Linked DNA regions of Mus musculus: region 1 is linked to region 2. A link is a loop called in an ENCODE intact Hi-C map of the cell type or tissue named here. Cell type or tissue: gastrocnemius. All regions are shown on one strand. Each heading gives the region's core, and the rest is flanking DNA. Links, peaks and the distances in the headings are about the cores only.

The links. Peaks named below come from ENCODE experiments on the same cell type or tissue, not always from the same donor. Only the 100,000 strongest peaks of a DNase experiment are listed, where the experiment ranks them.
Region 1: a loop joins it to region 2, with 5 times the contacts of the local background. A loop is called at or near these places in 9 of 42 quality-filtered maps.

What each region holds. Positions count from the first base shown.
Region 1 is chr1:165,127,069-165,142,957 of GRCm38, reverse strand. It overlaps Tbx19 (T-box 19), which reads left to right. Exons shown (of 8, transcript NM_032005.4): 6 at 361-549; 7 at 2,692-2,827; 8 at 3,701-5,105. The coding sequence ends at 3,995. Among named protein-coding and RNA genes, the nearest start is that of Tbx19, 26 kb to the left of the region's middle. In gastrocnemius, for the core only: a CTCF peak has its summit at 10,269; a DNase peak (open chromatin) is centred at 10,273; H3K4me3 peaks cover 186 bases.
Region 2 is chr1:164,750,912-164,766,800 of GRCm38, reverse strand. No RefSeq gene overlaps it. Among named protein-coding and RNA genes, the nearest start is that of Dpt, 38 kb to the left of the region's middle. In gastrocnemius, for the core only: no CTCF peak of the experiment used is centred there; no DNase peak of the experiment used is centred there; H3K27ac peaks cover 1,566 bases.

The sequences.
Region 1 (15,889 bases), core at 7,197-12,196, 380 kb before region 2:
AAGGTATTCTGGTCAGAATCTTCATCAACCATATCTATGATGCGTTCTGCCGGCTTCCGGAAAAAGTCGGTAAAACATTTGCTGTTCAGAGTTAGCTCCTGTTCATTTTCTGTGCTTTCAGAATCGTGCTTGTAGGCTCCTGCCAGAAGGTATCATTTTCCCCCTGGGTAGAAAAGAGAGGCCCCTTCACTCCTCTGTGGAACCACATTAAACAGCCCTAGTATTTGTGTACCTGCAGTCATGGAGTTACACACACATCTCATGTTTCCTAAACCAATGTTTACTTTAATTAAGCCAGAGTGACGTCTGCCACCTGACTTTGGTGTGGAAATCTCTGATTTCTTCTCTTGTCTATTCTAGTGGGAGGCTGGATCCTTTCCAATCCGGATGGTGTGTGCACAGCAGCAAACAGCAATTACCAGTATGCTACGCCTTTGCCTCTGCCTGCTCCCCACACACACCATGGCTGTGAGCACTACGCTGGCCTCCGAGGTCATCGGCAGGCTCCCTACCCTTCTGCCTACATGCATAGAAACCATTCTCCCTCAGGTGTGTGCTTCTACTAATTAAACCCTTGGGCACGGCAGTGGTGGGGACACAGCTGGTAAAAAAAGAAGCACCTGAAGATGGAGTTCTTTTCATCTATAGTGCACACACACACACACACACACACACACACACAAAATGTAGGTATACATTTGATAGTTAGTCTCATTTTTTAAATTGATCCCAGGCCTTGACTCAGGGTCAGTGTACTGACAATTTCAGATTGGTGTTTGACATTAAGTCAAGTTGTGGGGTCTGAGACACTCATCCCGTTGCCCTCCCAGGGCTCTGCCCTATCACTGTGTTCAAGGCTTGGTCCATGAACTCTTGGTCTATGTGGGAGAACTATTGAGAACACCTCTGGGGCACTGTAGCCTGGGCTGTTCAGGCTCTCAATTGGGTTGGAGTCATGCAAACTCAACTTCTGTAATTTTTCAGCCTAATTTTTTAAAATTGGCATTGTTATTTTTCCTTATTGACTGGAGTCTTGCCTACCTTGTACATGCTCAGAGCCCTCAGCATATTAGATTTTTTTTTTAAATGGGGATGAAAGCAAAGTTTAATTTTTAATTTTGATTATTCATGCACTAAATAGTTACTGAGGCCCTGTTATGTGCCAGGTTCTGTTGAGGCACATGATGGTCAAATACTTTACCAATATGGAGATTCCTGCTCTAAACACGAGTGGTCAACACTAAATACAACAAGTGAGTGAAGTTCACGATATGGGGAATGCCTCCTTCCTCTCTGAATTCTGTGTCTGTCATGCAGGCAGACATGGTGTGGAGAGGTAGCTGAGAATGTTACCTCTGGACCCACAGGCAGCAGGGAGTGGCAGTGACCTCAAAGCCTGACCCCTCGTGATACACTTCCTCCAACAAGGACATAGCTCCCAATAGCTACTCTCTATGGGCCTATGGGGGCTGTTTTTTTTTTTTTGGACCACCACAGATATACAGTAATATTCTCTCTCTCTCTCATACACACACAGAGAGAGAGAGAGAGAGTAGGGGGTGGATTATTACTATGTTCAGGCAAATCAGCATTCATTTAAAATATGAAATAGATTCTCACCGGGCAGTGGTGGTCCATGCCTTTAATCCTAGCACTTGGAAGGCAGAAGCAGGCATATCTATGAATTGAAGGCCAGCCTGGTCTACAGAGTGAGTTCTAGGACAGCTAGGGCTACACAGAGAAACCCTGTCTCGGACAAGAAAAAAAATTCTCTTAGTAAAATTTCAGGACATGGCACATTGTTATTATTTATTTTGAGGCAATGTTTCACATAGCCAAGGCTGGCCTTGAACTTCTGATTCTCCTGCCTCCGTCTTCAAGTGCTGGGATTACAGCAGTGTACTGTCATGTCTAGTTTACTAGATCAGATCTTGGGCTTTACTTATGCTAGGTAAGCACGCTGCCCATTGAGCTACACTCTCCGCCCATCACACAACAGTAATTTTAGCCCACACGCCGTGTGCTAGATTTCTGGACTGACTCATTCCGTGTACCTGCCTACTTTCCTCGTCTCCCCTCCCCTGGTGCTTCCATGCAGCCTCTGCTTCTCCTGCAGCCTCTGCTTCTCCTGCAGCCTCTGCTTCTCCTGCAGCCTCTGCTTCTCCTGCAGCCTCTGCTTCTCCTGCAGCCTCTGCTTCTCCATATCCAATGTTCCTGTAGTCTACACACAAACGAGGCTGTGCAGTGCTTTGTTCCTGTGAAAAGAGGCTGCTCTTGAAAAGTTCAAATCTCTGGGATCTCGAAGGAGAATAGAGGCCAGGACCTGAGAAATATACTTTGGGCTTTGGCATCCCTTGGGCTTTGTGTGTGGGATGCTGATATGGTCCATTCTTGAAGGGTAGTGAACACGATGAAGGGAGTAGGCAGATGTGCATTGCACAGGGCAAAGTGGCCTCTCTCCCCCCAGGCTTGTGGATAAAGTGATGGCATCGAGGCTTTTGGGAAGGTTATCAACTCAGTAGCACCTGGGCTGTAGTTAGCATTCAATAAACACAACCTTCCTATTTTGTCTGTGTACTTCAGAAGCTGCTAACAAACGGCTATGCCTGTGGCATAAGCTGCCTTGAGATAAAGTCACTGGCTGCTGTCTTTACATATCCTGTCAACTGAACTGTTGTTATTCCCCCAAAGTGAATTTGATAGAAAGCTCAAGCAACAATCTGCAAGTTTTCTCGGGACCTGACAGCTGGACTTCCTTATCCTCCACACCCCATGCCAGCATCCTGTCTGTACCCCACAGCAATGGCCCAATCAACCCAGGGCCCAGGTAAGAGCAGTGCCAGGAACTCACTCCCAGGGGCACTTGGAGGACTGTGCATTGCTTCCAGGATGTGTCCGTTTCAGTCCGTTTAAGTCACTGTTCTGACATTAAGCTAATAGGAAATGAAGGTGAGAATGGATGGCTCTTTTGCTGATGGAGAAAGGGTGGTGGACAATTCCCTGTTTAGCAATAAGCAATAATTAATTTTGTGGCCATATCATTTATGGGTTGGAACACTGATGTAATTGGCCCATCTCTCCAGGCTTTGGACCAGGGAGCAGAGTTGAGAGGTGAGGCTCTGGGATGTGAGCATGATAGACACACCATGGGTGGGGCACTGACGGCTTGGCCTTGCATACAACAATCTCTGTGGTGTACAGAATTGTTTCTTCATTTTCGGAGGATGTAGAAGATGGGCCTCAGAGATAGGAAGTAACTCAACCAAGGTCACAGAGCTAATGATGGCAGAAGAGTCATAGGCAAGGGCTTCTGGAGGCAGTATCCTGCTGGTCTGTCACACATTCCCTGCCTTGGCCAGGGAGGGACCATGTCACAACTCATACAGTCCAAGTCCCTTCCATTCACAGTTTTAACTATTGTAGACAGCTGGGAGGGAGTCTCAGAGATGAAACACTGTTTGAAATTGAGTAGCTTTTATTACTAGCAGGGCCAGCACCAGAATCTAGCCCCCCCTTTTTTCTTTCTTATTCACTACATCTATATTTCACTGGGATCCTTGGCTTTCTGTAGAAATAGAGACACAGTCATTGCCAGAAGTCCTCCCGGGAATATTGCTGGCCCTCTCGGCAATGTATGTGTGCTTGGTAGTGTTTCATTGCTAAAGTATCACTTCTGATTCCCATCTCTCCATTTCTGCAGCCCCTATCCGTGCCTGTGGACCATTAGCAATGGAGGTGGGGGCCCCGTGGCATCAGGCTCAGAGGTGCACGCCAGCACCTCAGGAACAATTCTCCTTGGGAACCCTGCTGTCACTTCACCTTCCTCTTTGCTCCCCACCCAAGCGACCACTTCAGCTGGTGTGGAGGTCTTGGGTGAACCTTCACTAACCAGCATTGCTGTGTCCACCTGGACAGCCGTGGCCTCACACCCCCTCCCAGGCTGGGGTGGCCCAGGTGGAGCTGGGCGCCATTCTTCCTCTTCATTGGATAGTTAGGCAGGATCCTAGGAGCTGCTGCCAGTAGAGAACTGTCTGTATTTGTGTCCATAGCAACCTAATCTGATGATTCCAGAGAGTTGAGCATCAGGGTCTCTTGAGCCAGAGGCCTGGAGCGGTGCATGGTGATGCCCAAAAGCCTCCCAGAAAAAACGGTTTAGTCTAGGTGACTCTGATGTTACTACTTGTGTCTCTCACCATTTCCTGTGGCTCTCCTGCTTTCTCTGAGTTGATTTATCTTGGCCACGCTTAGGTTGCAAAGTCAGCTTGGTCTAAGTGCCCTGCTCCTTACTCTCAAGCCGTTCTGGGAAGCCTCACTTCCTTTTTTCTGGAGTCGGTGCATGGTTTTGAGGAGAGCTCAAATTTTGCCTATGGAGGTTGCTGCTTTTTAGCTTTGTACAGACTTGGAAAGAGTGTGTGGCCCTAAGACCCGAGCTGGCTTCTGCGTTGAGACCTAGAGAAGATGAGAGGCCATAAAGTTAACAACAGCAAGCTAGTACTAACGTGTTGCTCACAGAAGTGTGCTGGGAAGTCAGGAAATGAGGCTGAGCCCTCACTAGGTCATCATTAGTGGCTCCCATTGCCTACAGAATGAAGTTCGATGACCCCATATTCTAAAGACAGCCTCTACCATTTGGCGTTGCTCCATGCCTCTGGCGTTGACTCCTGTTAACCTTTCAGCACCCTCCGCTCAAGGCTCCTGTTAACCTTTCAGCACCCTCCGCTCGAGGCTCCTGTTAACCTTTCAGCACCCTCCGCTCGAGGCAGACAGCTCTCCTTACTCTGAACACTTGCTTCCTGTGCTTGAAGCATCCCCTCTCCTGTCCCACCTGTGTGAATTGTACCTGCTTGGCCAGGACTGGTTGAAAGGCCACTCTGCTGTCAATCACCTGAGGTGATGTTTGGCTTATCTCTGTCCCCTGCTTTCCCTCTATTTTTACCTCAGGCATAGAGCTCGCCTCATTCTGCCTTATATTTCTGCGAGTGTATCTGTCTCCCTCATAGACTGTGAGCCTCATGAGGGTGAGAGCTAGCCCTCCTCATCGTGCCCATAGCCCCTGGTACTGTGCCTTGATTACCGTAGGTGCCCAATAAACATTTGCTGAGTTGAGTTGGTGTGATGTGTGTGTTTGCCAAAAGGACTGTGCGGAGCTGACTGGGAGGGAGAAGTCTGACACTAGCCTGTGACACAGAAACAAGTCATTGTGGAAGCCAGGGGCATGCTGGTTCCTCGGTCTCCTCATCTGAGGCACAGCCAGTTCTGTGATTGCTATGATACATGGAAACGAGCGAGCTTGAGCCGTTATGTCCAAACATGGCTCTCTGTGTTTGCTGTGCTGGGATCCCTGGGACACGTATAGGAATATAGATTCCTGAGTATGTCCTGTATCTGTGGGAATACAATCTCTGGGCTGAGATTCAGGTATCTGTACTTCTAAAATCCTGGAAAGTAGTTGAAGACTGTTTATTTCAAACAGAGAAGAAGAATGGGGGATATTCCGGGCCTTAGTTCATAAATTTCAACTCCTACCCCAACCGAGGTCATTGCTGGAGTCAGCGGGCACAGGCACCACCCCCCTCATTCATCTCTCCTGCTCTTACCCACCGCTGGCTGCGCTCATCACTGTAGAAGCTCGCTTTCCAGATCTGAGTGTTTCACACATCGCCATCAGCCTACACTGACTGAGCAGTCATCAGGTTGCCAGTGAGGTAGCCCAAAGCTCCCAGCAGAGGCCCAGCGGTTCCACCACTACCCCATCAGCTGAGCTCTCTCCACGCTAAACCTGTGGGTGCCAACTGCGGCATTGCTGGGACTCCACATAACATGTGACTAATTGAGGTTCTTTTAAAAGTCACCTCAGATCTCTGGAAACAATAACACCTCAGCTGTGTGGTGTCCTGGGAGGCCATATTTATTGCTCCAGTTGGGCTTGCCAGGCTAGAGCTCTGGGCCACTAATTGGTGGGAATGACTAAGGCAGGCTATCCTCGAGTGACTATTATTTGAAAGGCTGCTCCATTGTCGTGTTCCCATGGCTGTATTGTACCCAGGTCCCCAGCGACTCTGTGACATCATTAGACAACATTAAGGTCTTAAAACATTAGCATCTCTGCCAGGTGGTAGTTTAATAAGTTTTAAGAAGTGGCCATAGCTTCTTCTGACAGAGCTTTGAGTGAAGGCCTTGTCCCCAGTTGCTGTTAACCATTTCTATGTGCCAAAGGAGGCGTTGTCTACATGTATTAAAATATGAAAGCCCATCTTCATCTTTCCCAGACCTCCCAGCCTAGAGCGAACAAAATGTACAGTCCAGAGACTCCAAAGGGCAAGAGACCAATCACCTTCATTCTTGTTTCATTCATTTTGCCCTGGTGGCTCCCATCCTTCACAGAGCCCTACTGTGTATAGCAGCTGAGCTGGAGGTTTCACCAGCGTGGTGGGACGCTCGGCTCGGAAGCTGAGGAAATTCATATGTGCAGTTAATCCTTCTGCATGTAGGATCTCCTTGCAGTCAGCTAGCCAGCCAGAGCCACTGTCTTTCGGAGCTTTTCTCTGAACACTCAAGGGCTAATTTGTGCTTGGGAAGAACAATAATACTATTTCTTGAAATGGGTTTAATAAGATGGTATCTGATATGTTAGGTGCACTTTGGAGCCTGCATCCCATTTTCTTACTCACGTGTTTTTACCCAGATAAAACAAAACCTGCACCACATCAAGTTTTCAGTCCTGTTGTGTAAAATTTGAGGAGACGAAATCCCACCTGGGTAGAAAGAATCACACAATTCTTCTAGCTACAGAGTAGATCCGACTCTTCCCTAGTCTGTTCCATTCTCGTCTCTACGCTAGCCCAAAGCCCTGTTACTCCTTTTCTGGCTTTTATTTGGGCTGGTGAGACCTTACCAACTTTTCTCTCCCTGTGAACCTGTGGTCCACATAACCCTGCACCCCATGTTGGATCCAGTTGCTATGGAGACTACGAATTTCCTTCCCATCATTCCATGGGCACCGCTTGAACTCGGAGGGAGTTGTGGAGAGGGATTTGTTTCCATGGCCTGAGCTATTGACAAGAAGTCTCAGTAAAATCTCTTTTACAAAATACATGGTGTGTCACCTTGAGAGAGGGAACCCCTTTTGATGAATTGTCTCTAGAAGAGTGACCTGTAGGCAGTTCTGTCGGGTCATTTTCTCAGTTGATGATTGTGGGAGGGCCTGGCCCACTGAGGGAGGTACCACCCTGGGCAGGTGATCTTGAGATGCACAAGAAAACAGGCTGAGGAAGCCACGGAGGGCTAGTCAGTAACTTTCCACTAGTACATGAATAACCTTATCAACTTCTAGTTTACAAGCTACAAAACTTACCTGTTTAAAGTGTTTAAGTTACTGATGTTTAAAATTTTTATTACACATATTATTTACTTATGAGTGTTGAGGGGCATATGCCATGCCATATGTGTGGCCAGGGGACTACTTTTGGGAATTTATTCCCTTTAGGTCACTCCTGACTAGGTGGTCCTGGGTTGTATGAGAAAGCAGGCAGAGCAAGCCATAGAGAACAGGCGAGAAGACAGGACCCCCACATGGTTTCTGCTTCCAGTCCTGCTTTCACACTCCTGCTTTGAGTTCCTGCCCTGACTTTCTTCAGTGATGGACTATTATCTAGGTGTTATAAGATGAAGCAAAGCCTTTTCTCTCCCAGGTTTCTTAGAGTCATGGTGTTTATCACAGCAACATAAGGGAATGAAGTAAGCAGAAAGAAGGTCATATCATTGTTCTAATTTAAACTTTTGGCTACTGGGACCGTCAACACTCACCTGTTCAGGTTCCTAGAAAACCGTGGAATTCCTCCTTCCTCTCGTGAGTTACTGCTGAGGCCCTGGACACTCCATCCAAGAATCATAACTAGCCGTTTTTAGCCCATGCCGGAAGAGGTGAAGCTCTGAGAATCACCTCTTTCAGTTACTGGTGCAGCCAATATCCCAGTGGCTGCATGAGTCCACGTTGGGCTCATACGAGTCTCTGAACTCCACAGTAGGCTGGACCTGCCCACACCAGTCATTAATCAAGAAAATGTTCCCACAGACATGAGCTGGTCTGGTGGGTGAGATGATCTTTCCGAAGTGATTTTAGTTTGTGTCATGTTGACAAAAACTAGCCGGCTCACACAACACACTTGCTGCAGCCCAGCCTACACAGTGCTTGCTTGTATTTTATGCTATTTAAGACTGACTCTCTGGTCCATTTTGGAATGGGACAGCAGAGGGGTAAGATGTAGCTGCTAGAGTTTCCCGGTATCATGGCGGATCCACAAGGATTCACCATTGGAGGAGTAGGATTTAAATAAGGCTTACAAGATTAGGTTTTAGTTGTTGAGCCCAGAGATTGAGGTACCATTGTTTCAGGGGGTGGGGGGAGGAAGAACGACTCTCTGAAATGTCTTGACGTTGGACTACTGAGTTGAATTGCTAATGTTTATCGAGCACTTACTCTGTGACACTACTGTGTTAAGTACTTTGCATGCATTATCAAACTAAATACGTTTGAAAGGTACTTAGCATTTTAAATGGCTCTATTAATTTCTAATTTGCAAAGCAGAAACGTTACGAATTTAAAGCGTTTAAGTTAGTGATATTTAATTTTTAAATTATGTTTATTTATATGTATGTATGTATGTATGTATGTATGTATGTGGTGGTGGGGATCAGTAGACTTGCCACCAAGCACCTTCACTTACCCAGCCCTCTTGCTGGCTTCAGTTTATAGGTTTTTAAAGCATATTTACAGAGTTGAACAAGCACCATTTAATTATAAGCCATCTTCATCAGCCTATAAAGATAACTTACTTGTATTGGTTGTCATCCCTGCTCCCTTCCGGTTTCTCTACAACTCCCAGCCCCAGGCAGCTATGAGTGTACTTCCTCTATAGACTTCCCCATCCTGGATGCTTCATGGACACGAATTCATGTGACTTTGGTGACTTTCCTGGGTAGCTTCTTTTACTCAGTGTATAACCTTAGAGGTTCATTGATGCTGGACACACCAACATGCATGTTCATTGATATAGGACACACCAGCATCCCCTGATGCAGGACACACCAGCATCCCAGTTCATTGATGCAGGGCACTGCAGCATGCCTGTTCCTTTCTGTGCAGACGATATTCGGTCCTATAAACTTGCACTGTGTTCATACTATCGTTTACTTGGTTAGTGAGCATCTGGTCTGATGCCGCTTTTTGAATATTGGTGTGTAAGTTCTTTTGTGGCCTAGAAGCTGCCAGCTCACTCTCCATTGTACAGATGAGGAGGGAGATTCAGAAAGCTGGGCTTCCTGAAGCCATACAGCTACTAGGAAGCTAGACTCAGGTCTCTGATGACAGTTACACATCCCTGCACACAACTCGGTGTCATTGCTGTATTGGGAGGGGACCCAAGCAGGGGCGGTCACATGACTCTGGAGGTACTTCCCTTAGCTTCTCACCATGTCAACTCGGGTCTCTAGGGATACTCTAATAAAGCAAAGGGCCGGCTCCTGGGAATACACTTGTTAGAGGAAGCAGAGAGATGGCCGTCTGAGCAGAGCCTCAGGGGTTGCAGATATAAGGGACCTGGTGGCAGATGGCTGGTTCCAGGAAGGACTTACATGGCAGGAAAAAACTGTCTCCTAGAATCCCTTTGGGGCAGGTTCTGGTAAAAAACTGAATTTCCTGGAACCGTAGACTATGGGATTTGAATTCTTTATAATTTAGATTATTAATGGAAATGTGATCTCAGAGCCTGCTTAGTGAAGCTTGCAAATATTAATTATAAGTAGAAAAGAGGTGATTGATCTTGGGATAGATTATAAAAATGTACTCTTGTCACTTAGCAAAAACTGTATTGCCGGCAAAACATTCAGAGCGCTTTAAGAACTTTAAAGGGTTTAAGTGGGAGAAAAGCTTTGCATTTGTCCTGATGAGACTTTGGATGGGGAGGCCAGTGCCACGTGAGGTCACTGTTTGGTGAGCCAGCCTCCAGGGTGGTGGTGAACAAGATAATACTTGTCTTTCTAGAGGTGGTGGAGCACACCTTTAGTCCCAGCACACAGGAGGCAGAGGCAGGAGGATTTCTGTGAGTTCGAGGCCAGCCTGGTTTACAGAGCGAGTTCTAGGAGTCAGGGCTACACAGAGAAACCCTGTCTGGAAAACCAAAAGAAAACAAACCAGAAAAGTAGAGGAGAGGAAAAGGAGTAGAAAGCTACCAGAAGCCATGTTCTTACTGCTGCAGTTCCAGAAGCCGTCTGTAGGTGGGGCTATTGCTCAACACACTTGTTTTTGGAAGGAGACAGACTCAGCCACTGCAGCTGTTGTATTGCAGTCAACCCTGTATGTTTATCTCAGTTTTATTGGAAGCACCCCCAAACCCTTGTTTGCACCCTGAGCCCTAGGAACATTTACCTGTGTCCTTAAGAATGTCTTTTTGTCAAGCTGTAAAACCCCAGGCTTACAGCATGACCCACAAAGGATGAGATGTCGCATAACGGATCAAAATTTAGATTTGCTGAGTCATGCAAGTTACAGCACTGGAGCTTATCCAGTAAGGCCTGGCCTTCCAAAAGGGTGCTGGGCTTTATGCTGAACGTTGACACACACGGGCGCGCATACACACACACACACACACACACACACACACACACACACTATACACGAGTGCACCCATGCACATGCGTGCGTGATTAAGAGGCCCCTCAGCTGTGACATAAACCCACTGCGGATATAGCATTTACCTGGTACGCTCTGCAACACCCTTATGGGATTTTGAAGGCAGGAGAACTAATGAGAATATGGGCTATGAGCTGCCTAGGCTGACAAGGAAGTCCTTTGCTTCTGGCCCAGAAAGTAGGCAAGCTTGTGTGTGTGTGTGTGTGTGTGTGTGTGTGTGTGTGTGTTTCTGTGTGTTTGTGTATGTCCAACATCAATGAAGCTATGAAAGGAGAACTCATTATTTTGGAAGGATGACAAAAATCTTTGGTCATTTCCAGTTCTCTCCTCCTCTCTTCCTCCTCTTTAATTTTTTAAAAAATCAATTCAATGGTGCATATATGTGAAGTTGTCATGTGTGGGTTGTAGATGTAGGGAGATGCCCATGGATGCCAGAAGAGGGCATCATATTCTCTGGAGCTGGAGTTACAGGTGGTTGTGAGATACTGGATACAGATGCTGGCAGCCAAACTCTGGTCCTCTATGTGAGGACCTTCTAAGTACTAAGCCATGTCTCCAGCTCCTTCAACGGATACTTTAAAATAGCATACATGTTTATAGACCTCAATATAACTATCATTTTGTAAAAAAATAAAAAATAAAAAATGAGTGTCAATTTTCAAAATAAGAATGGCTTAAGTCAGCCTAGGTCCAAATACATTGAGCATAAAACATTGTTCCTTGCTAAGGACTCTAGCTGCCCTCACCTAATAAGCTAATATTTAATCATAGTAAAAAAAAAATCTCAGCAGCCCAACTTGTCCCATGTCCTGTGCAGTGTTTTAACACTCTTAAACAGATTTAAACTAAACAGGTCATAAAGAGCCAAAATACACCCACATACATATAAGTGGCAGATGACGTGAAAGGTTGTCCCCTCCTGAGCTCACCACATTCATGTGACTGATCACCGTGGATGGCACCTGACCTTGCAAGGTTGCTCTTACTACTTGGAGTCTCCTTTGCTAATTGTTAGGAGTGGGACAGGGTGTTTGTTCCTCACAATTTTAATTATTTTAGAATTCTTCTTTAGGAAGCTTTCCGTTCTGTGGATAAACCTTAGCATATTTATCTTTACCCATCTGGAAAGAGTTGAGCTCCACTTGTTTTCTGTTACAAATGGCTGCTGGAAGCGAATATCCTTGCGCTGTCTGCTGCGAATGCCTGTGAGTGTCCACAGGCTGGAGACTTCAGGGTAGAAGCCGGCCTTCAGTGTGTGCCCCTTAACCCCTATACCTGTTGTTACAATGTTTCCTAAATTGATTGCACCTGGTCACAACCCCAGTAGTAACTAATTTTGGGTCCATGACGTAACATGGCTCTTAATTTTTTCCAATTTTGAATTATGTAAGGTTTTATTCAGTTGTTTTAATTTTCACATTACCTGAGAGTGAGTATTTTGTTTTAGTTTTATTATGATCAGAGCTCTCTCTTTTCTGAAAAGTTTCTCATTTTTCTAGGCCCCCAAATTTTTTCTTCATACACTCTGGATGACACTCCTTTGTTGGCTTTAGGGCCTCTTGCTTGGAGAGAGCTTTCCTGGAGGGATGGCAGCAGTATGATTGCATGAGGTCTTAGCTTTTCATGCTGTCACCAAAGACCCAGTAGAAAGGAGAAAAGATTGATTTGGGCTCCTGGTTTTAGAGGAGCTGTCCATGGTTGTTTGGTCCCGTGTGCGAGCCAGCAACCACATGGGTGTCAAGAGGAACCCTGCCTTATAAACTTTGCTGTCCTAAACCTGTCCCAAGACGTGGACAAGGACTAAACAGTGAGCTGGATGTCAAACAGGAAAAGGCTTCTTGCTTCTTATCCCCAGCTTTGGAAGTAGCTCACCCAGATCCAATGGGGAAGGAGGAACATGGGTGCTACCCTTGGATGGACAGTAGGTAAGGTAAGTTGTGGTTAATACAAAATCACACACTATGGGAACTATTGTGGCCACTTTGATAAAACACCACCACCACCACCACCACCAAATTAATCTTTCGTACCAGTCCAGGATTGATTTTACTGTTAACTTCTCAGTTTTGGTTTTCTTGTTCCTTACTTTTGAACCAACTCTCCCCCAAATCTCAATCAAGCTCATAGATGAAACTAAGTCATCCCAGGCTATAAGCAATCAAGGGAGACTTCAGACGTGGGTAGAAAATCTTCCAAGTACTTCTTCCTGTACCAGCTGATGCTTTGCCCTTCCCCAACTTCATGGCTTTAATCGATGCTACGGTATTTTGAAGGTCCTGATTAGTTTTTATAATAGTCTCAGTGTGACCTTTTGAAACACTCTCCTTCACTGGATGAAGCCCTACGACAGGTGGGCAGCCCCTTCACCTTTGTACTTCCCCAAACTAACCGGAACTTCCATGGGATGGCAGACTCTCATCAGGGTTTCTATGCTGAGCTGTCTTCTCGAGTGACGTCATGTTTCTGTCCTTTAATGAGAATCCGTTCTGCTGACCTCAGCACTATATGCTGAGATTACTTTCAAAGTCATTTGTTGTTTAAAGACTCCTTGTGATTCCTGGAGATAGGGGGCTGTAAGTGTCTGATGAATTAATAATGTTATGAGTTTAGCATATATATGACTTCTTATGTTTGCAAAGCAGGAGACATAAATGTTTCAGCATAATGGACTTTAAATGTACCAGACTGGAAAATTATCTCCCCAGTTCTGTGTCCCTATGGCTCAATGCTTTTACTTTTATTTCCATCCAAATGCAAATGAAGATCCACCTCACAGCCCCCCCCCCCCCCCCGACTTTATCCTCTGTAGACACCGGGAGCCTTGTAAAGGGGTCTGGGATTCCAATAATTTTAAATGTGTGCCCGGCTTATGGGTTTGGAGTCACTCCCCTAAATCCAGACTGTGCATCGTCTGTTATGATTTTAGCCAAATGTGGGACAATGTGTCTTTTGTGGTGTGATGAGTGTGTCTAAAAAGTGAAGAGTGGAAAATAAATGAAGTTCGGAGAAATCAGTAACATGCGAAATGCATTTCAGATGAAAATTTAATGATCATTAAATATATACTTACCATTACTTATGGAAGAGACGCCACCTCTCAACTGCTCCCAGCACACTTTTATGTCTCTCTGTGGCCTCTTATAAAATATTTCCCGTCTGTCTGTTGTGGTTGACTCTGAAGGCTGATGCTAATGAGAAGAGGGAAACAATGTTACAACTGACAGCCACAAACAACCCTCCGACCTCAGCTAAGTCTTCAGACTTGTTTCCTTGTTGTGGGTTGGGTCATTATTGGCTTATTGGAATTCTACCTCCTTCTTTCATATTGAAGAGTGTTAATAGCAGTAAACATCACAGCTGATATTCATACGCGGATGCCCATTTGTGCACACTGAAAGACTGTCTCACAATACCTTCCTTGTTGAGACACTCATCACCATGTTCATGGACTAAAGCTGTCTTTTCCCATCTGCCTTTAGACCATGTCACTGCCATTAGCAACTGCCACCACCACCACCCATCTCCATAGTGATTTTACCATTTTTGTCTTCTGTTTAGACCTACTTTTAGTTTATGTTTATGGGTGTTTTAGCTGCATGAATGTTTGTGTACCATGTAGAGGCAAAGCCCACGAAAGCCAGAAGAGGGCAATAGCTCCCCTGTAACTGGAGTTGCAGGTAGGCGTGCCAGCCCGTGAGTGCGAGGAATCTAAGGCAGGTCCTCCAGAAGAGCAGTCAGTGCTCTTCCCCGCGGAACCATCCTCTCCAACCTGAGTTCTTTTTATTTTGTAAAACTGACACTTACTAAGCAATACCTCTCTGTGAACCCTGGGAAACCACCATTCCACTCTCGATCCTCACGATACTGACTATTCTAGCTGCCTCATATTAGTGGGATCACGCAGGTTTTGTCTTTTGGTTCTTGGAGTGCTTTCCTTAGTATATACAATTCTCATTTTTTTTTTTTTTTTTTTTTTTTTGGTGGTATGTGCCTGAGTTTCCTTCTGTTATAAAGCCAAACAAGCACACAGTTGTCTATGCATTCATGCGTCTGCAGGTGTTTGGGACGCTTCTGCCTTTCAGCTATTAGAATAATGCTACTGTGAACACAAGCATTCAGGTCTCTTGGAGACCTTCAGCTCTTCTGGGTGTCTATTCAGAAGTGGAACGGTTGGATCAGGTGACAGTTTTATTTTATTGCTTGTGAACCCGTTTTCTGCAGGGCCGTGCCTATTTCACACTCACAGTGGCACACAGGGCTCATTTGTTTCCAGTCCTTGCCAGCACTCACTATTTTCTGTTTTTTTAATTTATAGCTACTGTATTGGGTGTGAACTGGTATCTGACTGTAGCTTTGATGTTGGGCATTTATACATCTTTGGAGACGCATCTGCCTGTGACCTTCATGTGTTCTTAAGTCGTTTTGTTTCCTTGTTTCCTTGTTGAGTTGATTTTGGTCCCTTCTGTCCTCCGTCTTCTGTAAAGAGTATGCTGCACACCAAGGGCGTTAGTAGAGAACAGGGACTGCCTGGCTCTTCACACTTGAGGCTCCCTGTCTCCCATTTGCAGTGCTTTTCTGGCCTCAGGAAGGTCTTGGCTCTAACTGTGTTGTAACTAATCCCTGATATAGTGTCTCTGTTAAGGTCTGCTGCTGTGTTGGATTCATCTACTCTAATCTCCCCAGTGGCAGCAGTGGTGGAGTTCCTTGCTACCCATCCCAATGTTCTGAGTGAAACTCTCTCTCTCTCTCTCTCTCTCTCTCTCTCTCTCTCTCTCTCTCACACACACACACACACACACAGCCTTATATTTAATATGCCTTAATTAGGTCAATGTTTAGGCCACTCCCAAACATCCACATTGCTAATGCCTCCCCTCCGATCGATACTCCTAAATTATTACTTTCTAAAATCTATATTTAATCCTTGCTACCCAAGACCCAATGAGGGGGTCCTCTGGGGCCACTCTTCTGTAGCTCTTACATGATTGGTACAATGTCTTTGGCGGCTCTCAAGCCTGCATCTTACTCTTTTCCTGTATGGCGATTCTACCTCCTTCTCTCTGTTCCCTTGCCCAAGAATCCTAAAGTCCGCCTCTGTTTCCCTGCCCAGTCACTGGCTACTGGCAACTTTATTTACCAATCAAACCCAACAGGGGGCAAGGATGTACATGCGGGATTCTCATGCAACTTGGGAACCCA
Region 2 (15,889 bases), core at 6,811-11,810:
ACAGCACATTGCTTACACAGCGTGTGTGGCTGCTTGGAAGGCATAGGGCAAAGCTGAGTATTTGCAGTGAAGATGATTTCATATGGAAAGCCTAAAATCTGTGTGCCTATACAGAAAAGGTACTTAATTAATTTGGATGTGTTAGAGTCCCAAAAGTTCATATGGTGGAGACTTGATCCCCAGCGTGGCAATACTGAGAGGTGGTGAAATTTAAAACATTTGGGGCTCAGTACAAAACTGAGGTCACGAACCACACTGCCTGGAGAAATGATTATCTGGTCTAGCCAAGTGTCAGCTCCTGTGAAAGTGGACTGTAGTAAGGTAACGCTTTCCTCTGGCTTTCGGTCCATCATGTGATTGGCACACACTCCATTGTCCACAAAGTCACAGTCCATTCAAGGAGACATTTACCAGAAACCAAACAGATGGGACTACCTAACCTGGGACTTCCAGCCTCCAAACATGAGCAGAATAGAATAAACAGTGTTTTAATACAAAGCACCATGTTCTAGGGATTTTGTTATAACAAATGAAAATAAACTAATACAAGAGACCACTCCTAACACAAGTCCTTGCTCAAGGACACAGGACTCGGACTCTATTTTCCATTATGGAAATTCCATCCCAATAGTCAAAAGAAGGGAAATAATCAAACTACCTCCAATTATTTAGGTCTCAATCTACAAATAAGTATAATGGTTTGTTGACAGCTCAAGAATGTTTAGGAGATGGGTCTCCTAAGAAGTGTGGGGCCTTTTTATGCCACATGCCAGGGTTCCCTTGGTATTTATTCTCTCTTACTTTGATATTACAATACTTTCTTGGTAAACTTCAACTGGCTTCAAAAAAAAAGAATTTTTAAAAAATATCCATTGTACCATTTTTTTTTTAATTTTTGCTTGTATGTATGTCTATCCTACATGCTTGCCTGGTGCCCACAGAGGCAGAAGTGAGAGCCAGATCCCTTGGGACTGGAGTAACTGGCAATCATGAGTCATCATATGGATGCTGGGAATTGAACTTGGGTCCTCTGGAAGAGCAGTCTGTGCTCTTATCCACTGAGCCATCTCTCCTGCCCCATATGGCAGTGCTGTTGCTGTGGACAGATTTCTGAGCAGAGATTTCTGCTTCTAAACAGGGAAGACATGAAGAGCCCCAGAACTGTATACCCTGGTGGTAGAGTAGTAATGATTACGATTGGCTGAAGGACATCCTGGGCCAACTGTGGCTTTCAGGGCTTCCGTGGTGCCTTCATGTTTGCAAGGCTGTTGTGTCACAGCATGTAGTGTTCAATGGCATCACTGAATAAAGAAAGAAAAGCTTGCTCTCTGCTTTGTCTGAAGATGTCACAGCATCTTGCAGGGGACAGGAGGGTGATAAGCAGAAAACAGGGAAAGCAGAAAGAGCTCTTCTAGAGACCAGAAATCCCTGTGCACACACTGGGCACTTCACACTCCAGCCTTCTGTTCCTTTCTGCTGCTTCATGCCAGTCAGCCCCATCTTCTTTCTTCCCTCTCCCTGGAAAGATTATTTAGTGTCTCAGATTTTGACAAGATCTATTCAAAACTGAATTTGTACTTTTGTGCCTTGGAATAGGCCATCAGAAACTTCTGCCTAAGTGCACTTTTGTCCCACAGTCTTAAAAAGTCTGATCTTGCTTTGCAAACAACTTATTCTGTTCTAAGGGCACTTCTGTGGATACAAATTTGAATATTTTGTTCACAGTTTGTGTATGCCTGCATGTCTCCTTCGGAAACATTATGCATTCTAGTACTCAAGATTAGGCAAAATGTATAATATAAAGTGAGTGTATATTAGAATTCTTTCTTGTTGTGAATGTGATGTTTTTCTTGTGGTCTAATGGGGCTGGCAGGAGAAAAAGAAAGACTATCAGTTCAATACCCAGAGAAAAAAAATAGGTGCTTTAGTAGTTTCTGAGTAAACTGAAAAATACTTTCTAAATGTGTCTATTTCTGTGCTTCCAAGTTGGCTACAATTTCTTTACATACTTTTGTGCTAGAACTTTCCCATCCTCTGCCTTGAGATATAAGTGCCTCATTTCTCTGTGTCTCTATCTTGTCCTCTCTCAATCTCTCTGTCTCTTTTCCCCCTCTCTTTTTCTAAAATAAAAATTGGCATTAATATTTTCATGATTAATAAAAGTTATGAGTAGCTCTATTAAATTAACTAGATTAACTTTGACTTTATGTAGTAAAATATTTGTATTTTAAGTGAACCAATTAGAACTGAGAGAACCTTAAGCACTAGAGAAAATATTGGTTAATTATTCATCTGATAAGATATGTTAATACACAGATGTATAAGGGAATGACAAATCAAATAGTCTACTTAAGCAATAGGGAACTGATCTGAATAGACATTTTCCAAAGGAAAAAATGCTCACCAACACAAATTATCAGAAGGACAAAAAATAAAACTACAGTAAGATATTGTTACATTCCCTTGGAATGGGTATTTTTTTTAAAAAAAGATGTAATAATAAATGCTATCAAGGATATAAAAACAAGAAAATAAATGCTATTCCATTTTTGGTGCTATATTATAATCAACATGGGAAATTGTGTGGTGGCTCCTCCAGTAACTAAAATTTGACATAACTATTTCACTACCAGGTATAGAACTAAAGAGAATGGAGTCACTGTATCAGGGGCCCATACATCCCACATTTATTTTATAGTAGACAATGTAAAAATCCAATGGCAGTGTCCCTGAATGGATGAACAGATAAAGGAGATGTGGGCAGCAACACAATGCAATACCATTCTATAGAACCTAAAATGACATCCTGTCATTTGTGGCATAAATGCAGGTAGGGATAGTGTGATTAGTGAAGGAACCTGGTCATAGAGGACAAATTCTGCAGAAGCTCACTTGTAGAAACAAAGTGTAGATACACTTTTGTAGAAACAAAAATAAGAACAAACAAACAAAAAAATTGAATCTCATAGAAGTAGAGAGAACAATTGTCACTTGATACTGCAGAGAGATTGAGGAATGGGGAGGCAAAACAACAGGCACAACAGTGGAGTGCCAAGGAAGGAGATGGCCTGAGTGCTCTATAGCATGGTAGCATACCTACTGCCACAGCAATTTTATGTATATTTCCAAATAACTAAAAAAGAAGGAACCAATGACTCACAAAACAGGGAAATAGTAACTTTTTAGCAACACAGAAATGCTAATATTTGATCATTACATACTTCAGCTTATACTGTACTCTATTGACGTACAAATATGTTTCAGTTAAAAATAATTTTATACAGTGGTATATACCCTAAATAATAGCACCTGGGAAGATGAGGCAGGGGGATTAACCTGGGAAGCATACCAAGATTTTGTCGCCCCCCCCCCATCTCTGTCACTCTGTTTATCAGTCTATAATTTTTAAAGAGATAAAGTTGGGATTTCAAATGAATCTCTTTGACCTTCCTACCACCACCCTTAATGTGACCTAATGTAAGTCCTGGATCTAAGCAAATTTTCCTTCTGAGTTTTGCTGTATCTTTGTCTTCTTGAGAATCATCTTGGGGATTAAAATAATTTAGTATTGACGAAATTATAAACGTTCTTTGCAAATGCTCATCCAAGGTGAATTTTACATTTATAAATAGAATTCAGAATAAATATCACTGTTATTTCTTTGAACAGATATTTGTACATATATAGCTTTGCCTGGATCTCTGATCATGACTCTTTTAAACATGTGGGTTACGTCAAGGGAGGATGAGGGACACTACAAAGGGAAGCAACCAGTGGATGGTTGAGTCTGCTAAGCATCTCTGAGGGAGTCATTAAAGCAATTTGTCATCACTTTAGTTCAGGTGAATTGTGAGGTAAACTCTCTATAGGGTGTTCCTTCACTCCTGGTTACAGTTATTATCTTGATGGTGACTGAAATTAGATGCAGAGTCCTTTAAATGAAGATGAGAACCTAGTGATCGAGACCACAGTAGATGAATGGATTTTTCTCCTCACAACAGTGGGAAGAGTTTGAATAAGGCTTGAAGTTAATCATGAATCTTGTTCTTAAACAAAATCACCACCATTCTGTCCTACAAAGGAGAAGGTTGTCTCTCTTTTCATATTTGATAGCTGAAAGGAGAGAAGTCACATAATAATTTATTATATTTATTTCATAATAGCTACAGTAAGAGATAAATACACACATACCAATGCAAACACACTAATCCAAACAGCCACAGAACACTAGGTGCTTATAAAAGGCCTTACTCATGCACTTCTGGATCTTTCTACTATCCCCTTGGTGAGGAAAGGTTCCTCTGAGCTAGGCCATGCCCAGGCCTCCTGGTGGACAGCAGGGAAATAACTCGGGCAGGGTGAAAGAAGCAGATGTGGCAAGTTTGCCAGTGTGTGCAACAGAAGAAAAAAAAAGACACAAGATTAAGGCAAACATTTACTCATTTTTCCATATGACCTAGAATTCCTGGTTGTTTTTCTACCGTTCTCTCCATGTTTCAACAACAAAGCAAAACAAAAACAAGAAACAAAAAACAAAAAAAACCCTTCCAAACAAAACAAAACATAAAACTATATCAACCCTGTAAAATTTAATCAATAGTGACTTTCATCCCATCCTTAGGGTCCCAAAGCTTATATATTAATGAAGAACATGGAAATTGTCACTTTTGGATTCTTTTTTAGTCTCTGTCTTTTATCTATTCCTCAGCTATCTTCACATTCTTAGCAACTTGAACATAATACTTCATGCTACATATTAAGACTTTTTAGTTCCTCAAAGTTTCTTAAGAGAGAAAAGTCATGTTTATTTGATTGTATAGTGCTAAGAACTAAATATTCCCCAGGGGATAGAGTCATACTTATGTTAGACTCTGTAGTTCTGGTTGAGTGATTGGAACTGTATGATAATAGATTGTTGAGATTTTGAAAGCCAATAATTAAATTACTTCAGGCTCTCATTAGCTCCTTAATAGCCATTTATTGCCCACCTGTGTATTTGACCTAACATCTTTCTGACATCACATGAGACCTTTGGGGTGTTCATATCTCACTAGTTTCCACCAATACCACACAACATCTCGAACCTACAGCAGAGATGTCTTTGCTGTGCTAAACCTGCCCACCTGATGTTGTCATTGAAGGATTTTGAAAAGAAAGCAAACTAAAGAAACCTTGACTTATGACTTTCTTTTGTTCTGTAGCTATAAAAAGTTCATGAAATTGTTTCAACCGTTGAACGTATTTGGAGAAGAAACCTAAATTCCTATTTCCAGGCCATGGTGACTCATATTTGGCCCAAGAATAAGTCGAATCTTAGTTTCTTTGAGGTGAGAGTTGTGTTTTATAATTGTCTTCATGAGTAGCATGGAAACAGTAGGTGGCCCAAAACAAATTGGGATATATGTCTAAATTAATAAAAGGAATGATGGGGTGAGCAGATGGGATACTCATATGTGACCTCCCACACATCTTTATAAACTTAACCTGAATGTCAATACTAACTTAGTTACATATCAAGTATGATAAATAAGAAGAGCCCTTTAAGTAGGTAGATTTCAGATATCATTTAAGCTTTTAAAGGAGAAGTGTCTACATAGTATAAGATCCAATTCAGTCATCTAAATACTCAAAAAGAGACAGCATATCCATTCCAGTCTGATTGCTTTAGTTGTCTCCTATGATGGCTATTTAATGATTCTATTTTTGGGCAATGGCTTGGCCAGCAGTTGATCCAGAAATTTATGCACAGGGGTCAAGACTCAAGTCCTATCTCCAGTCTCCTGTGTTCCAGAAGGAACACATTCTACAGCTGTCACGGTCCATCCACAAATGATATGTGTTCCAAGTTGGAGCTCCAAGTTAATTTATGCTTTAAACAAAGCACAAATTAAATCTAGATAGAATTCACCCAAGAAGTTTGAGGAACTCGGAATAATGGCAGCATGGAAATATGACCATTTTCCAAGAAACATTAGCTCATAGGGCTACCAGGGCAGACTGACATCACCTCCTCCATGTGCAGACCACTCCCCAACAAGGGACTGAAGAGTGCCTGGTTGGCTTGTTGAGCCACGATGGAGAATCTCTGATAAATTAAGAAGACTTTGGGTGATTCAGTGAACATCACTTCCTGGGAGAAATGTCATTTTCTGACAGGGGGAAACTTGGCTCAACGATTTACCTAAAGAACACTTTAGAGAATAAATTCAGACATTAAAGGGGTAGCCAAGGTATAAACAACAAACATGTTTCTTCTGAATATCATAAGACCGCTTCTAAATCCTCCAGTTTAATACTACATGTAAGTTTAAAAGGGGGGACAATTACACAAGCAATGTTTGAAGGCCACACCCCTTCCTGAGTACAATGGGAAGCAAAGACCTGTGTCTCCCAAAAACATTTACATCTCTGGGTGTCCTGGGGTAACTGCCTTTTCTCCCAATATGCTCCTCCTCCTTCCAATAGCTTCCGTAGGTTTAGTACTACTATCTTATCTAGCAACACAAAACATTATCACCTAGAACCCTCATCTTTTCTTCCAGGTTGATTACCTGAGGGAAACATAGATCTGATCACATATCTTCCCTGATTCCATCCTTTAGTCCCTCATCAGAGACGGAATGAAATGATTTCCTCAGCATGATGGAAGAGAGTCTTCAACCCTTGAGCTGTCTTTCCAGGCACCGCTCCTACTAGAATTTTCTAACATTAAAGTTGCTTTTGTCTAAATTATATTTTATTGTTTGAGAACTGTGTATACTGGTGAGTGTGTGTGTGTGTCTATGTGTGTGTGTGAGAGTATGTGTGTGTGAATGAGTGTGTGTGTGCATGCTCACGCCTTTGTGTCTCTGCGAGTGCTGTGAATGTGTGTGTGAATGTGTCTATGTGTGAATGTGTATGTGTGTGTGTGCATGTTTTGATCAAGTCCACCCTATTCCCTCCCTTCTAATCATTCTCTTATCCCCCTAACATTACTCCCTCCCAATTTTGTCATTTTTAAACTCAAAGTACACTTAGCGCTTGCCTGTGTGTTCTAAGACACAGGACCATCCATCTACTACTAATACAGGAATAGCCTCTTGGTGGCCTCCTCCTTAAAGAAAACTGATTCTCTCCCCCACTTTCAACTGCTAATAGCGCCTTCGTTAGGGGTGAGACTCCTGACAACCCTCCCATAGAACCCCACCTCCATCCACCATACTGGAATTTTATCTGACATGATCTTGCACAGACCTTAGGCATGCTGTCACACTGCTGTGTGTTCACATTTGCAACTGCCTTGTGTCTGGAAACCAAAATGATAACAACAACAACCAGTCTCCATGTAGTCACTCTCCTCCCTACAGTGCTTCTCTCTGCTCTGCCTTCTAAATACTGAAGCTACAGGCACGAGCCACCAGTCTGTCTGAAATTTTCCATTTCACGGTCCAATAAATTTTTTTATTGTTAAGCTAGTTGGAAATTGTAACTTGTTCAGTGCTCACAGGTTCCCATTTCAGCCTTCTAACTGATGCAGCCCTGGCTCCTGCCCCTGCATCCCCACTTTAATAAAGAGAAAACAAAGCACAGGTCAGGGAACAGATGTGCTCAGAGGAAAACAGGTGCAGATTTGCTCTGAGAAGACAGGCTTCCATCACCGGGAGTGTCCTTTCTCCAAGATTCCTCAGCCTGCTGTGTATATAGTAGTAGATTTCCTATGTAAACTGGTATTTTAGTGGCTTTTCATTTACCAGGTGGTGACAAACCTATCCCTTTGGTCCCCAGAACTCCTTGAGTATGTAACACTAACTTGGAATGAAACCATATGGGTAGGGCCACTCTGCTTTCCTGACCCCTTCTTAAGTCCCTGTGTCACTTGTGTGACTTGATGTCTGCCTTGTGCAGTCACATATACACAGGGAGAGTTTCCATAGCATCCAGCAGGTATGAAGGGTACTCCTGTGAAATATGCATCTTTGAGTAGATGTGGAACATCAAATCTGACTCATTTCCATGTTTCCAAGTCCCCCCACCCTGCCCATGTGTGCAAAGTTTTATTGGTCTGTTCATTTGTCATTGAAAAGATTGTTTTTTTATCCACATCTTTCTGAATGCATCTCTGCCTCCACCCTTCTCCTTTTCCTTCATCTCTTTCTCTTCTATATCCACCGTGCTTTGAAGCCTCCCATCCTTGAATCATGTCACTACTATTTAAAGAGGTAGAAACCTTTTCTGTGTTCCAGCTGGACATGTGCTAAATGCAGTGGTTGCTATAGTAATAACTCCTCCCATGCCGGAACAGTCATATCAAAGTAAAAAAAAAAATAACCTTTTCTATGAGCAAGAAATATGAAAATAAAAGGATTTACTTGCAAAGTATACCACATGCCACTGGTGTTATATTCCATGAAATTAGACTTTCTAACACTTTATTTAAAATACCAACAAAAGACCTACAAACAGCCAACATAGATTGCTTATTTTCACAGGTACCCTCACCCCATAAGTCTTTCCCAACTTATTCCCATGATTATATAATTCTTCTGTGTCTCCAACACACTTAAATATAGATTTTTTTTCCTTTCCTGTTAACTATTAATATTAACTGACAGGTATATAGATCCCTAAGCACACAATAACATGTTTTATGTGTACAAGATGTTCTGTGCTTGCTTCCTGAGGATGCCCATCCTGTGGAAAAGGGAAGAGAGATGTAGGACTGGTAGTGTTAACAGTGGTAATTTCTTGAGGCAATGGTTTTGAAGGGCCCGATGAAAGAAACTGACATTTCTAGGACAAGCACCCTCTCTTTCTACAGAGGGAAAGGAAGCACGGGTAGAAGCTGAGGTCTGTGTTTGTGGTTTGCATGGTTAAAACTGCAAATGCTCTAGTTGATGCTGTCTGAAAACACACACACACGCGGGCGCATCAAGTGTAAAAAACGAGTCACAATGATGGTTGCGTTAAATACATTTCTCATTGCTAAGCCAGCAGCCAATTGCCAACACTCTATTGAAATTCAGTTTGTTAATTACTTACTTAATTACTTACTTACAGTGATATCTAACCTCTTTTAATCAGCTCATGGTCATTGTACATGTTTATGGGGTAGTGTGACATTTTAGTACATGTATACAATGTTTAATGAGTATGTGACAAACAGTAATTGGCACCCTCACCTCCTTGTCTCTAGAATCCAACATTTTGGTTTGCTTTTATTTCTGAAACCACTGTCTTGACTCATAGTGTCTTTGTTCTGCATCTAGACTCTTGACGGCTTCCTAACTTGCCTTCCTATTTCTAATGCAGTTTCTGCCCTGCAAAAATAATTACATCTCTAAAATATCATCTCACTGATTAGTTTCCCTAGTTAAAAACACCTTCATGGCTTTTCAGATTCTATTGAGAATGGAAGCCAGCCTTCTATGACCAACCACCAAGATGTTTCATCGTTTAGACCCGCCTACTTGTCTCTCCTTCTTGCATACTCTCACAGCTCATACTAAAATGCTTACAGGTCCTTAAATGTATCCCTGCCTCTTGCTGTCTGGGAGTTTGTGCTTCTTGTCCCTCTGCCTGATTCACTTCCTCTTCCTTCCTAGTCTTGGCATGATGAATCGTCATGTGCTCCTCTTGAATGCCATTGTGTCAGAAATCTGTCCTGATCTTCCAGGACTAGAGTGGCTGTTTTTCAAAATGGAACCATTTCTATCTTGGCCCCACCTTAAGTAGCATTCATTTATCTCTGTCGTGCTGTAAGTAATACTTATTTTCAAAGAAAGCCCACATCCCATTTATCACTGTTTCCCTAACATCTTGCACAACAGCTGGCTTATAACATGCATTCTTCAAATCATTTGTCAGATAAATTTTTTAATTAAAAAAAAAAAACTTGGCACTCAGAATGATCAAAAGCCTTGCCCAAAGTTCTTTGCCAAGTAAATAAATGGTAAATCTAAGCCTTTATCTCCCACCCCCTTTACCTCTCCCCTCTCCCATAGCCCCGGCTCTTCTATATGGTAAGGGCTCATAAATGTCTACTTACACTCATAACTCTCTTCAGAAGTGAAGAATCACATCTAGTGGTACATCAACCTTTCTTTCTACAAGGACAATGCCCAAACTTAGCACCACTTAACTAATTCAGTCTCTATGCTCTCTTAAGAATGTTTAACTGGCTTGGGAACAGTGCAATTCATCTTTAATCCCAGCACTCTGGAGCTGGAAGCAAGCAGATCTCTATAAATTCAAGGTCAGCCTGGTCTGTACAGAGATTTCCAGGCCATAGTGATATAGTAAGACCCTGAATTGGAAAAAAAATACGGAGAAGTAACAGAAGAAGACACCCAGTGTCTGACTCTGGTTTCTGCATACATATACACATGTGTGTGCACACATATGCACACATATGTACATATATACATATAAAGGAGAAAGAAAGAATGAAAGGAAGGAAGGAGAGAGAGGAAGAGAAAGAAAGAAAGAAAGAAGGAAAGAAAGAAAGAAAGAAAGAAAGAAAGAAAGAAAGAAAGAAAGAAAGAAAGAAAGAAAGAAAGAAACTAAGTCTAACTGGATTGAAGTGTAAGTAGATCTTGTTCCCAGACAGTGTGCAATGTGCTAATCAGAGATGTGCAGAGACTGGACTGTTGGGAATACAAAGAGGGAAGAAGCCCAGGTCTACCAGGAGGACTAGTTAAAAATGGAAGTGGTTACATAAAAGGGTTCACAGTAAAAATCTCAACACTATTCTTCTTTTTTAAAGTTATGACATTAGCAATAGTTGAGTTCTGTGTTCCCTCCTCAGATGGAAGATGTTCTTGACTTTGGCTATAAACATCTGCAATTCCGATTTAGACTTCTCCACAAGAGCTGCACAATCATCCTATTTTGGCTTCCAGCTCAGTTACTCTGTTACAAGCTTTGACTCCACAACTCTGGGGTAATAGAACACAAGGGCATAGTTTGAAAATAGAGCATGCATCTGCTGCGGATTGTTATTTTGGTTTAATGAGGACTTGCTGTTTCCTGAATTCCTATAATCATTTGATGAATTGTGCTGGTGACTTGCTCTGCAGGCTTTGAACATGTGGTACCCATTGGGGTACAGTGGCGGGGGGGGGGGGGCCTAACTCACCCTCTTCCCCATGAAAGCAATCTTCTAGTAAAACATTGTAAGGGCAAATGTGTGTATTGATTGCTGGCTAAATAGAGAAATGATGCAGCGATGGATAATTTGCTTCGCTGAATGAAGAGAAGATCGGCTCCACCCCATACTAAATACTCTCCGTTCCATGTCCTAATGTATGCCTGCATGTGTAAAGCATGTTAGGGGTTGTAAAGATGGATAAAACAGCTCGACCTTCACAGCATTTCTCAAAAGGAATCAGGAGCCATATCCACACACAAGAAAGGCAATCTGGGATGAGGGCTATTTGAGGCATAAGTAACCATTTTATTTGTTTACCCTGGCTCAATTTGCAAAGAACTTCCATGTGCATTGCCTCGTTCAGTCCTCACAATGGTCCTGAGTGTCCTGCTAGTGTCTTCATTTTGAAGTTACAGATGATATAGGATGAGAAGAGCAAATACCTTGTTCAACTTCCCACAGCTAGAGATTAATATGGATTTCTAAAATCCCAGCCCCACAGCTGAAGGCCATGGGAAGCTGAGAATGTAAACAGATACCATGAACTCTAAGTTTCATGGAGGACATGTAGCTTCAACTGTGGCTCCACCTTCCAGATGAGTCGAGTCAAAAGAAGGAAAGGAATCCCTGAGAAAGAGAAAATACCTGAGCTAAGAACTCTGAGGTGTCTGAGGTGGTGAGAGATGAGTAAGGGGATCCATCCCATAAACAACCACCAAACCCAGACACTATTGCATATGCCAGCAAGATTTTGCTGACAGGACCCTGATATAGCTATCTTTTGTGAGGCTATGCCAGTGCCTGGCAAATACAGAAGTGGATGCTCACAGTCATCTATTGTATGGCACACAGGGCCCCTAATGAAGGAGCTAGAGAAATTACCCAAGGAGCTAAAGGGGTCTGCAACACTATAGGAGGAACAACAATATGAACTAACCAGTACCTCCCAGAACTGTGTCTCTAGTTGCATATGTAGCAGAGGATGGCCTAGTCAGCCATCAATGGGAGGAGAGGCCCTTGGTCTTGCAAAGATTATATGCCCCAGTACAGGGGAATGCCAGGGCCAGAAAGCAGGAGTGGGTGGGTTGGGGAGCAGGGCTGGGGGAGGGTATATGGGACTTTCAGGATAGCATTTGAAATGTAAATAAAGAAAATATCTAATAAAAAGAAGCATGACTGTGTGTGACATTGTTTATGTCATCAAAACCAATGCATCAAATAAAAACTGTGGATGGTTTTAAGCCATTTATATGTTTCAGAAGTATTCTTGTCCTCACAGACTACTGATTTTGGAGAAAACCTACACACAAAAGAAGTGAGACTAAAAAGAGTGTCTTAGATAGTAGTCATATTATGATGTCCACATGAGTTCTAGAGGTGTAGAGTTTTATTTTGATTTATTTATATTTCCATTGATGTATTGATTGGCCTCAGGGAAGTCAGCTCTGGATTGTGGGGATCAAATTGCTCTAAAGAAATCAATGCATTCAGAGGTATTCACCATGGAGTTAGTCCCTGACAGTGTATTGAAAAGTTCAGAGTGAGCCGAAGTGCCTCGCTTTTACCTGGTGAGTGTTCTCAGATGGGCGTGTGGTGTGTGGAGCTGCCAAGGGATGCTCATGGGCTTGGAAAGGATTGAGGGGTTTAAGGAAAATGAGTGAGTTCTCTGTGTGAGGTGCGGAACTATGCTGACTCATCCCATTCTGAAACCAACCAACCCCCATGGAAGAAGGAAGGCAGACTGTGAAGGCAGATGCTGCTCTTAGAGCCAAGGCAGGCAGAAGTGTAACAATTGGATGCTGATTGACTCTAATGTGTTCCTGGCAAGAGAGTGGCACACACAAAAAATATGATGTCACTCAACTATCAGCTTTAGACAAGCAAATGTATCACAAATGCATGTACAGGTTGTCAGAGCTCTTCAAGGAGTTAAGCAGCCTACCTGAAGACTGTCAGCCTGTGGCAAAGCCAGAATTGCAAATGAGGTCTTTCTGATCTCCAACTCTATGGCAACTTTATATTAAAGGGTAAACATTTTAATATACAGACTCATAACGGGTCAGAACACTACAAATGATTGACAGGGGCATGCTCAGCCTTAAGTGCGGTATTATCTGTCCATCAGAGCCAGAGGATGGGAAGGGTGCACTGCAGTAGGTGCCTTCTGGACTTGACATGGCCTTTGCCTTCATGAACTCAGGGCAGATGTGTTTTCCTCCACAAGATCTGAATAAGATTGGCCTGGTGAACCATCCATCATGGATAAGGGAGGGGCTTATGAGGCCCCTCCCTCCCTCGGGGGACTACCGACAGTTAATGAAGGCTGGTGACTATCATTTTCTTCAGTAGTGTAGCCACAGATAAGCTGTTCATGCTCCAGGAAATAACCTTGGGCTCCTGGAAGCAATCCTAGTTAAACTCAGTGGCTCTCACACTCAATGGCATAGATTTAGGATGCCGACTTCTTGGGAATAAAATAAATGTTTCAGCAGCAGGAGTGTATATATTAGGTACTTTGCTATCGCTGTGATAAAACAACATGACCAAGACAACTTAGAGAAGAAAAGACGTATTTGGGGCTGACAGTTCTAGCCAGTTCAGAGTCCATGACCATCATTGCAGACATCATAGCAGCAGGCAAGCAGGTATGGCCCTGGAGCAGAAGCCGAGAGCTCACAGCCTGATCCATAAACAGACAGCAAAGAAAGCTGATGAACTAGAGTCTTTTGAAACTGTTAGTTCTCCCCTGGTCACATACTTCCTCCAGCAATACCATATCTCCTAATCTTCCCCAAACAGCCACTAGCTGGGGATGAAGAATTTAAATCCCTGAGACTTGTGTGCAACACTTTATTCAAATTAACACAGAAGGGGAATGAGAGAAAGAAATGGGGGTGAAAACATCAAAATTCCCTGTATATGTGTGTGAAATTGTCAAGGAATAAAAATTAAATAGTTAAGAAGAGTGATCATTTTGTCAAAGTTTCTTAGATGAATTAATTAATTAGCACAGTAGAGGTGCTAAACCCCAAACTAGAAAGTTTGCAAAGATTGCAAAGTGTTTCATGTACTAATGTGCACATGCATACTGTGTGTGGGATGTTTACATGGTGTGCATGCGTGTGTGTGTGTGTGTGTGTGTGTGTGTGTGTGTGTGTGTGTGTGTAAGAAGCAAAGCCTTGCTCTTGTTAAGCATGTGTCCTCCTGAGATACAATTCTACTTCATTTCCTTGTACGTGGCTGATTGTGCAGCACAGTTGGTGGAATGGCTGCTCTCTTCCCTCCACTGAATTATCTCTTCATTTTTATCTAAAAAGCAAACTGACCATACACATGTGAGCTTTATTCTGAATCGTTTTATTGATCTGTTTATCAACAGTCTACATCTTGGTATTACTGTAGATTTACGGTAAGTGAGATAGCTTAAATGTTCCAACTTCTTCCATCTTCTGCATGGGCTCATTGATGACTTTAGTTCTTTTGAATTTGACCTAAAGTTCTAAGTCAGCATTCTAGTTCCTGTAAAAACACCTTCTGGGCCTTGTATAATACTCTCTGGAATCTCTTCATCATTTGGGGGGCAATTGACATTTTAAAACCTTTTTATTTGAAATAACTATAGATTTAGGGGAAGTTGCAAAAGTGATATAGATTCACAGAGCCTTCAACTTATTTACCCCAACATTTTCATAATAGAGTTAACACATTATGAACCAATAAAACCATGCATCATGTGTGTGTGTGTGTTTGTTTTTTGAGTTTTTCTGTTTGGTGTTTTGTGTTTGTTTGTTTGTTTGTTTGTTTTGTTTGTTTGTTTTGTTTGTTTTATTTTTTTAAAACAAGGTTTCTCTGTTTTAGCTCTGGAACTCCTGGATCTCACTCTGTAGACCAAGGTGGCCTTGAACTCACAGAGATCTACTTGCCTTTGCCTTGCAAGTGCTGGGATTAAAGGCATGTGTCAACATCTCCTCGCTGTGTGTGCAGTTTTATATCTTTGCAACACATGTAGAATTGCCTAACCATCCCCACAAACATAGTACAAACTGTTCATCATTCCAAAAATGCCTCTAACGCAACTGCTTTTATACGCATCCTGTCCACCATCCTCAGTCATCCCTTCCCTCTGAAAACTGTTCATTGACTCATCGTCTCTCTCTATATGTTGACATAGAAACACGATCTAAAACTACAATGAGTTACTACCTCATACCAATTAAAGTGTTTAGGATTAAAAACAACAACAACTGGCCACACCAAATGATGAGGAGACACAACAGGATTCAAGTTCATTGCTTGTGGAAGTATAAAGTGGTACAGTCACTTTATAAGTCTCTATAAGAACAATCACACTCCTTAGACCTCACTTAAGTAAGTTCAATATGTGTGGCCATATAAAACCTGAATACAGATAAAGTAGCATTATTCAGAAATGACAAGACTGAGAAGAAACCTGGTGTCCCATAGGTGAAGGGATAATAAGTTCAATACACCCAGATGGTAGAATATAATCTAGCCCCAAACAAAAAGAATCTTCATGCCACAAAAAGTCAGAACTTCATAAACATTTCACATAAGCATGACAGAAGGTAATCAAAAATGTAACATATTCCGAACTATCATAACATTCTGGGGAAAGGTGAACATATAGAGAGTAAAAAGTTCAGTGGTTGCTAGGACCTAGGGAAAAGAGGAGTCATTGATAGAACATAGAAGATTTTAGAGATGCTGTCAATAGATATTTATCCAAACCCACAGAATGCACAA